Regions from separate parts of the Homo sapiens genome. Here region 1 is linked to region 2. The links are chromatin loops, found by intact Hi-C in ENCODE. Cell type or tissue: CD14-positive monocyte. All regions are shown on one strand.

The links. A loop is a pair of places that touch in the nucleus more often than their neighbours do. Peaks named below come from ENCODE experiments on the same cell type or tissue, not always from the same donor. Only the 100,000 strongest peaks of a DNase experiment are listed, where the experiment ranks them.
Region 1: it touches region 2 in a loop (2.2-fold over the local background); 5 of 110 quality-filtered maps call a loop at or near these places.

What each region holds. Positions count from the first base shown.
Region 1 is chr11:107,838,857-107,842,856 of GRCh38, forward strand. The region is part of intron 1 of SLC35F2 (solute carrier family 35 member F2); the gene reads right to left. Among named protein-coding and RNA genes, the nearest start is that of SLC35F2, 18 kb to the right of the region's middle. RefSeq lists enhancers at 1,325-2,524, 1,820-1,869 and a silencer at 3,071-3,130. In CD14-positive monocyte, no CTCF peak of the experiment used is centred here; DNase peaks (open chromatin) are centred at 2,055 and 3,325; H3K4me3 peaks cover 1,519 bases; H3K27ac peaks cover 2,154 bases.
Region 2 is chr11:107,926,000-107,929,999 of GRCh38, forward strand. RAB39A (RAB39A, member RAS oncogene family) reads left to right here and starts at 2,449. Exons shown (of 2, transcript NM_017516.3): 1 at 2,449-2,796. The coding sequence starts at 2,570. RefSeq lists silencers at 2,185-2,674, 2,705-2,924. In CD14-positive monocyte, no CTCF peak of the experiment used is centred here; DNase peaks (open chromatin) are centred at 2,232, 2,932, 3,372 and 3,972; H3K4me3 peaks cover 2,202 bases; H3K27ac peaks cover 1,919 bases.

The sequences.
Region 1 (4,000 bases), 87 kb before region 2:
GACCTCAGGTGATCTGCCCATCTCGGCCTCCCAAAGTGCTGGGATTACAGGCATGAGCCACCACACCTGGCCGATAAGTTTCTCTTAAATATCACAAAAACTCTTGTGAGATAGAGATTATTAGTACCATTATACTGTTGAAAAATAGTTGTAACAGTTTCAGCTGTTCAGAAGTAACTTTTCCAAGATCAGAAAATTAGTAAGTCTACATTTTTCCCGTTCCATACACTACTTCCCTGACAACAATAAAATATACCATATGTAATACTGACAATTATGATACCATACAGGGAGATCAATTGGTACAAATTACCCTGGCTCTGGCTGGACGCAGTGACTCACTCCTGTATTCCCAGCACTTTGGGAGGCCAAGATGTGGGGATCACTTGAGGTCAGGAGTTCAAGACCAGCCTGGCCAACATGGTGAAACCCCGTCTCTACTAAAAACATGAAAATTAGCTGGGCGTCATGGCACATGCTTGTAATCCCAGCTACTCAAGAGGCTGAGGTGGGAGGATCACTTGAACCCAGGAGGCAGAGGTTACAGTGAGCAGAGATCACACCACTGCACTCCAGCCTGAACAATGGGGCAAGACACCGTTTCAAAAAAAGAAAAAGAAAACATATTACCCTGCCTCTCTAACAAAGGGTACTGATTAGCCAAACCCATATGGTTATATGTTCTACAATTATTTTAATAAGGGGTGTTCTGATAAAAATAAGGGAAAATATAAAATCCATGTATGATATCCTTCTCTTTGTCATCTGGCTTTCATTGGCTGAAAGGAGAAAGCGTGAAACACATTTTCTTTTTGAGACGGAGTTTCGCTCTTGTAGCCCAGGATGGATTGCAATGGTGCGATCTCGGCTCATCGCAACCTCTGCCTCCTGGGTTCAAGCGATTCTCTTGCCTCAGCCTCCTAAGTAGCTGGGATTACAGGCATGCGCCACCACGCCTGGCTAATTTTGTATTTTTAGTAGATATGGGGTTTCTGCATGTTAGTCAGGCTGGTCTCAAACTCCCCACCTCAGGTGATCCCCCTGCCTTGGCCTCCTAAAGTGCTGGGATTACAGGTGTAAGCCACCGTGCCCAACCTGAAACACATTTTCATATCAGCTATTCTCTTTGGATATGGGTCAGAGGAACTTAAGTCTATTGCCTAGATTAGGGGGAAGGGGGCAAAATAAAGAGGGCAGCATTCAACTGTGGGCAATATATGGAGTATGTGGCCTCTGCCTCCAGGATCCTCCCTCCCCACAACTCTTCTGTGAGAAAAATTCTAAGAGGTGCACAAACATGGACACACTCCAAAAGACACAGAGGAGCTCCAGGAGGGCTGAAAAGGTGGGTGCTGGGGTGGGAGGCAGGTAGGATCAGGAAGCATAGGATTAGGGTTGGTAATAAACGTGCTGCCATTTCACAAGTCTGGATTGCAAGAGAGTACATCCCTGAGACAGGCATACAACCCTCCCTCTGCCCATCCCAGTCTGGCACAGGGACTGAGCACAAACAAACCCTGTTCTCAACAGGCAGCCAAGAAGCCACATAAAATGTTCAATTCTTAACACTGCCTGCCCATTGAGGCAGAACAGAAGGTTCTGAAGGACGATTCTCTTTAACTATTGTAAAAACTAGATTTCCCTCATTGCGGATTATCAAAACAAAAATCGCTTTCAACACTTGAGGGGTTTGTTCATTTTGTGTTTTGTGTGATCTAAATTGTCCAATGCAATCCTCAGATGAAGATAATCAACTGGCATGCAGCTGGAAGAATGAAGCCAACAGCAAACGCAATGCACAAAGGCTTACACAGAATCCTGCTGTGGTTTGGACTCCTGGCTCCTGCTGCTTCTCTGGTCTCTCTGTGGTTTGGCAGCGTAACCCTCCATGATTCTGTAAAGTAATAAATCCTCTTTTTTTTCTTTCCTATGCCAGTGGTGAGCTGGACACCACCAGTACCTCTAACAACTGACCTACTACACTCGTCACACACCAATCAGGCACCTGAAGAAAACAGGAGTCTGTGACTAATCTAGAAAGCTCGTGGAGACCTGGCCCAGTGAGGGAAGCGGAGGCGGCGAGGAGATTTCCTATGAGTCATGTCATCCCTTCTAGTCTTTCAACACCCTACAGGCCCCAAACCAGAAAAACTGTCATACGCCTCCCTTAAACTAGCTTCAACTTCTCCTAATTTAATCCAGACAACTCTGAATAGGCTCAAAAACTTTTCAACTTCCACTACCACACAAGAACGAGGATTATCGGGGAACCTGATGCAAGCCCAAAATTTTGTCAGTCTCAGGTGGGATCTTTAAATCCGTTAAGTTGCAATGTGTATAGAGCAATCTGTTTAACAGGAAAATAATATGGAAAAGGTGGGTATTTCACAGAACAGCAGCACTTCACAGAAGTACACTAAGGCCGGCCGGGTGTGGCAGCTCATGCCTGTAATCCCAGCACTTTGGGAGGCCAAGGCAGGTGGATCACCTGAGGTCAGGGGTTCAAGACCAGCCTGACCAACATGGTGAAACCCTGTCTCTACTAAAAATACAAAAATTAGCCAAGTGTGGTGGTGCAGACCTGTAATCCCAACTCCTCAGGAGGCTGAGGCAGGATAATTGCTTGAATCCAGGAGGCGGAGGCCACAGTGAGCGGAGACTGTGCCACTGCACTCCAGCCTAGACGAAAGAGACTCCAACTCAAAAAAAAAAAAAAAAAAAAGTACACTAAAGCCAATAAACATAGACAGAGACCCAACTTCATTAGGGATCAGGCATATGTAAATTAAGATGTTATTTTACATTCATTTGACCATCAAAAATTTTAAAGCCTGGCCGGGCGCAGTGGCTCACACTTGTAATCCCAGCATTTTGGAAGGATGAGGCAGGTGGATCAGTTGAGGCCAGAAGTTCAAAACCAGCCTAGCCAACATGGCAAAACCCTGTCTCTACTAAAAATACAAAAATTAAGGCCGAGGCGAGCGGATCATGAGGTCAGGAGTTCGAAACCAGTCTGGCCAACATAGTGAAACCCCGTTTCTACTAAAAATACACAAAAGATTAGCCGGGCGTGGTGGTGTGCACCTGTAATCCCAGCTACTCGGGAGGCTGAGGCAGGAGAATTGCGTGAACCCAGGAGGTGGAGGTTGCAGTGAGCTGAGATCGTGCCACTGCACTCCAGCCTAGGTGAAAGAACAAGACTTCGTCTCAAAAAAAAAGAAAAATAAAGAAAAATAAAAAATAAAAATAAAAATACAAAAATTAGCTGGGCGTGGTGGTGTGCCTATAACCCCAGCTACTCAGGAGGCTGAGGCACAAGAATCACTTGAAACTGGGAGGCAGTGAGGCAAGATTGCGCCACTACACTCCAGCCTGGGCGACAGAGTGAGACTCCGTCTCACAAAAAAAAAAAAAAAAAAAAAAAAAAAATTAAAGCTTGACTGGAAGTTGTTTTACAGGATTTCTCATATACAGCTGGTGGAAGTGGAAAAAAAATTTTTAATTTTTTTATTTTTTGAGCCAGAGTCTCACTCTGTTGCCAGGCTGAAGTGCAGTAGCATGATGTCAACTCACTGCAACCTCCGCCTCCTGGGTTCAAGCAGTTCTCATGCCTCAGCCTCCCAAGTAGCTGGGATTACAGGAAATGTGCCACCATACCCCTCTAATTAAAAATAAAATTTTTTAATACCGCCTCACTCTGTCACCCAGGCTGGAATGCAGTGGCGCAATCTCAGCTCACTGCAACCTCCACCTCTTGGGCTCAAGCGATCCTCCCACCTCAGCCTGCCCAGTAGCTGGGACTACAGGTGTGTACCGCCATACCTGGCTAATTTAGGAGTGGAAATTGGTACGACTGCTTTGGAAAACAGTTTGGCATTATTTTATGAAGTCTAACAATCACCTGCCCTATAAACCAGCAATTCTGCTTCTAGATATATGTATATGTGCATGTCTGTGAATGAAAGAAGCCCTTTACACATGATCAACAGGAGATCTGCAT
Region 2 (4,000 bases):
CATGTTTATAGGCTGAGGAGCAGAAGCCACTGGAGAAGGGGAGATTCAAGGTATAAAAGGTATGAAATAAAAGTCAACTGTTGGGAAAAGCCCCAAAAAGATAAGTGAAAGGGGATTAAACACAGCCAACACCAATTCCTCCAAAACAGCAAAGGAAATAGGGATGAATATCGATATAAGAATTTGGGATGTGCACAAGAAAAAAGTGGAATTGTTGAAAATTTTGTTTTGGTAAACACACACTTTTTTTTTTGAGACGGAGTTTTGCTCTCGTTGCCCAGGCTGGAGTGCAATGGCACAATCTCGGCTCACTGCAGCCTCCACTTCCCGGGTTCAAGCGATTATCCTGCCTCAGCCTCCCAAGTACCTGGGGTTACAGGCATGTGCCACCATGCTTGGCTAATTTTTGTAGCTTTTTTTTTTTTTTTTTTTTTTTGAGACGAGGAGTCTTGCTTTGTCGTCCAGGCTGGAGTGCAGTGGCACCATCTCAGCTCACTGCAACTTCTGCCCCCCAGGTTCAAGCGATTCTCCTGCCTCAGCCTCCCGAGTAGCTGGGATTACAGGCGCCTGCCACCGTGCGTGGCTAATTTTTGTATTTTTAGTAGAGAGGAGGTTTCATCATCTTGGCCAGGCTGGTCTTGAACTCCTGACCTTGTGATCCACACACCTCGGCCTCCCAAAGTGCTGGGATTACAGGCATGAACTACTGCACCCGGCCATTTTTGTAGTTTTAATAAAGACGAAGTTTCGCCATGTTGGCCAGGCTGGTCTCGAACTCCTGACCTCAGGCGATCTGCCCGCCTCGTCCTCCCAAAGTGCTGGGATTACAGGCGTGAGCCACTGCGACCGGCCTAAACACACACTTTTATTTATTTATTTATTTTCTTTGAGATGGAGTTTCGCTCTTGTTGCCCAGGCTGGAGTGCAATGGCACGATCTCAGCTCATCACAACCTCTGCCTCCCGGGTTCAAGCAATTCTCCTGCCTCAGCCTCCCGAGTGGCTGAGATTACAGGCATGCACCACTACGCCCGGCTAATTTTGTATTTTTAGTAGAGACGGGGTTTCTCCATGTTGAGGCTGGTCTCGAACTCCTGACTCAGGTGATCCACCCGCCTCAGCCTCCCAAAGTGCTGGGATTACAGGCGTGAGCCACCGCGCCCGGCCTAACACACACTTTTAAACTGTTTCACTTTTTAAAGATAAACCTTGACGTCACTATTACTCAATTTGAGGAAAGGCACAAGAAAGTAGTAAGATCTCACCAGAATTTAAGTTCTGCTTTGTTTACTTACATCATTAATCAGACATGAGCTAAGAGACCACCTGTTCGCTTTTTTCTGACTTAAACAATGGAGACCAAGGAGAGCTGAAAATTTCATGAGCTTCTCAACATTTCCCCGGCTTTTTTTTTTTTTTTTTTTTTTGCCACTGTCCCCAGGGTTGGAGGGCCCCAGAGGGTATGGGGATGATACTTGGCGTTTCTCACTCTTCTGTGGTACTCATAGCAGTGAAGAACAGACAGTGGCAGCACGCAGCAACAGCCAGAGCCCTTGCTAGAAGCACCCAGAACTGGCTGTGCAAATTTATTTCAATCCTGCCCAAAACTCCTTCACCTTAAAATGCCTTGGAGGTGGCTCTCATCAAGACAAGAAAGCAGGGTGTGGTGGCTCACACCTGTAATCCCAGCACTGGGAGGCTGAGCCTGGAGGATCACTTGAGGTCAGGAGTTCGAGACCAGCCTGGGCAACACAGCAAGACCCCATCTCTACAAAAAGTTAGAAAATTAGCGGGATGTGGTGGCCCCCGCCTGTAGTCCCAGCTACTCAGGAGGCTGAGGTGGATGGATCGCTTGAACCTAGGAGTTTGAGACCAGCCTAAGCAACATAGCGAGACCACATCTCTAAAAAAAAAATTTTTTTTTAACCCAGAAGAAAATTAGCCAGGTGTGATGGCTCACACCCGTGGTCCCCGCTGCTTGGGAGGCTGAGGTGGGCAGATCGCTTGAGGCTGCAATGAGCCGAGATCTCACCACATCAATCCAGCCTGGGGGACAAAAAAAAAAGAGGAATCAAAGCAATGACCCAAGTTATGGCCTCAGGGACTTCCAAAATCAGAGCCCTAATCTGACCAACCCGCCCTGACGCCTGTAAGAAAACGACTCTCACTTTTCATTGGCTGACCCTCCCGGAGTTGAGACCTTGCTTCATTTTCCTTGGTTGTTGCTGCTGTCACGTCTTCCCGCCACGCCCACTTTCCTGCCGGCGCCCAGTGAGCGTTGAGGGAGAGTGATTTGCAGCCGGTCAGGGGCGGGAGTTCGCGGCAGCAAACCTGCTTCCCCCTCCCACGCGCCACCGCCCCCGCCCCGCCCCCGTCCAGAGGCCCCGCCCCTAGCCGGGCCTGGCCCCGCCTCTCTCTCCCGAGAGGGCGGGCACCAGGCGGCGGCCGCAGCCGCAGGAATATGCTGGAAGGCGGCGGGCGGGCGCCCGCGAGGTGCTGAAAGGACAGTTCCCGCCGCCGAACTTAGCCCGCGGGTGGGGCGGCCCGGGAGCCAGCGGGGCACGTGAGCGATGGAGACCATCTGGATCTACCAGTTCCGCCTCATCGTGATCGGGGACTCCACCGTGGGCAAGTCCTGCCTCCTGCACCGCTTCACCCAGGGCCGCTTCCCCGGGCTGCGCTCCCCCGCCTGCGACCCCACCGTCGGCGTGGACTTCTTCTCCCGCCTGCTGGAGATCGAGCCGGGCAAGAGGATCAAGCTACAGCTCTGGGACACGGCGGGACAGGAGCGGTTCAGGTAGGGACCCCGGGGACCTTGGGCACCGCGCCGCCCCCTCAGCCCGCCCGGACGCCCCTTCCCCAGGCGTCCGCCCCGCCGGCCCTGGTCGGGAGAGGCTCTGGCCCTTCCCTCTCGAAAGTGCAAACACTCCATTCTCGCTTCCCCTTTGCCCCTCCTCTTCCAGGGACGACTTCCTCCTCCGCAATTTCTCACTTCTTTCTTTGGCGCCCATTTCCTGCGCCCCCTTTCCATCTTTCCTTTCCCGCCTGAACCGGGGTCGTCCTCGCCGCCCCCTCTTCCCCAACTCTTTCAGCCCCTGTGGGTATTTTTATCCCCTCCGGCTCCCCGGCTGCCTTCTTCCCAAACTCGGCTTCCCTGGCTGCGCACAGCATGACCCGACCACCCTCCTCCAAGCAGGCGCCCCTTTTCCTACCCTAACCCAGCGGCTCCCACGCTGTGTGGCCGGGGAGAACCGCGAGGGAGGGTTCCCAGATTCGTGATGGATCCTTTAGCTTCACAGCAAGGAGCGCTCCAACCCAGGTTCCTGCATGAGCTCACTGGGCATGGTTCACAGAGAGGTGGATGCGGTAATGGTTTGGGCACCTCACAGCACTGAATGTGGTCATCAGAAATACTGGGTCATGACCCGTGGGAATGGGTCTTGTAGGTTAACTAGATGCAACATCAGGGACACTGGCACAGCTGAGGGTGTGTGTGTGTGTGTGTGTGTATGTGAAGGGTTGAGTTGTCTTTAGAAGTTTGTCATGTTTGGTGGGAAAAAGACATATATTGAGATTCGCCAGGAACTTTAATTTTGCTTATGATCAGTACTTAACGTTCCAGGGTGATAATATTTCTAAAGACAGAAGGAGGGATCCAAATGAATAGTCTCCTCCTAAATATCCGCTGGGGACATGAAGGGTTTCACAAAGGCGACTTGTGTAAATAAAAAGTAAATGAAATTATATGCATTTCCTGAATATTTGAGATGGAAGCAGGTTTAAAGCAAATTTTAAATGTCTAGGATTCAAAGGCACTTCGTTTTAGAGGAAGATGGTGAAACTGATGTATTGTACTGTTCTGTTTCTTAAAGACTGCATTATCCATTGGAACTCATTTAAGGAAGCATTTTGCGTTAGTCAGCAAGTACTCTGCTTGTGAAATGCAGTGTTCCATGAGGGGACTTCCCAAACATGGCTTCCCCTCGCCCCCAGCCAGCATC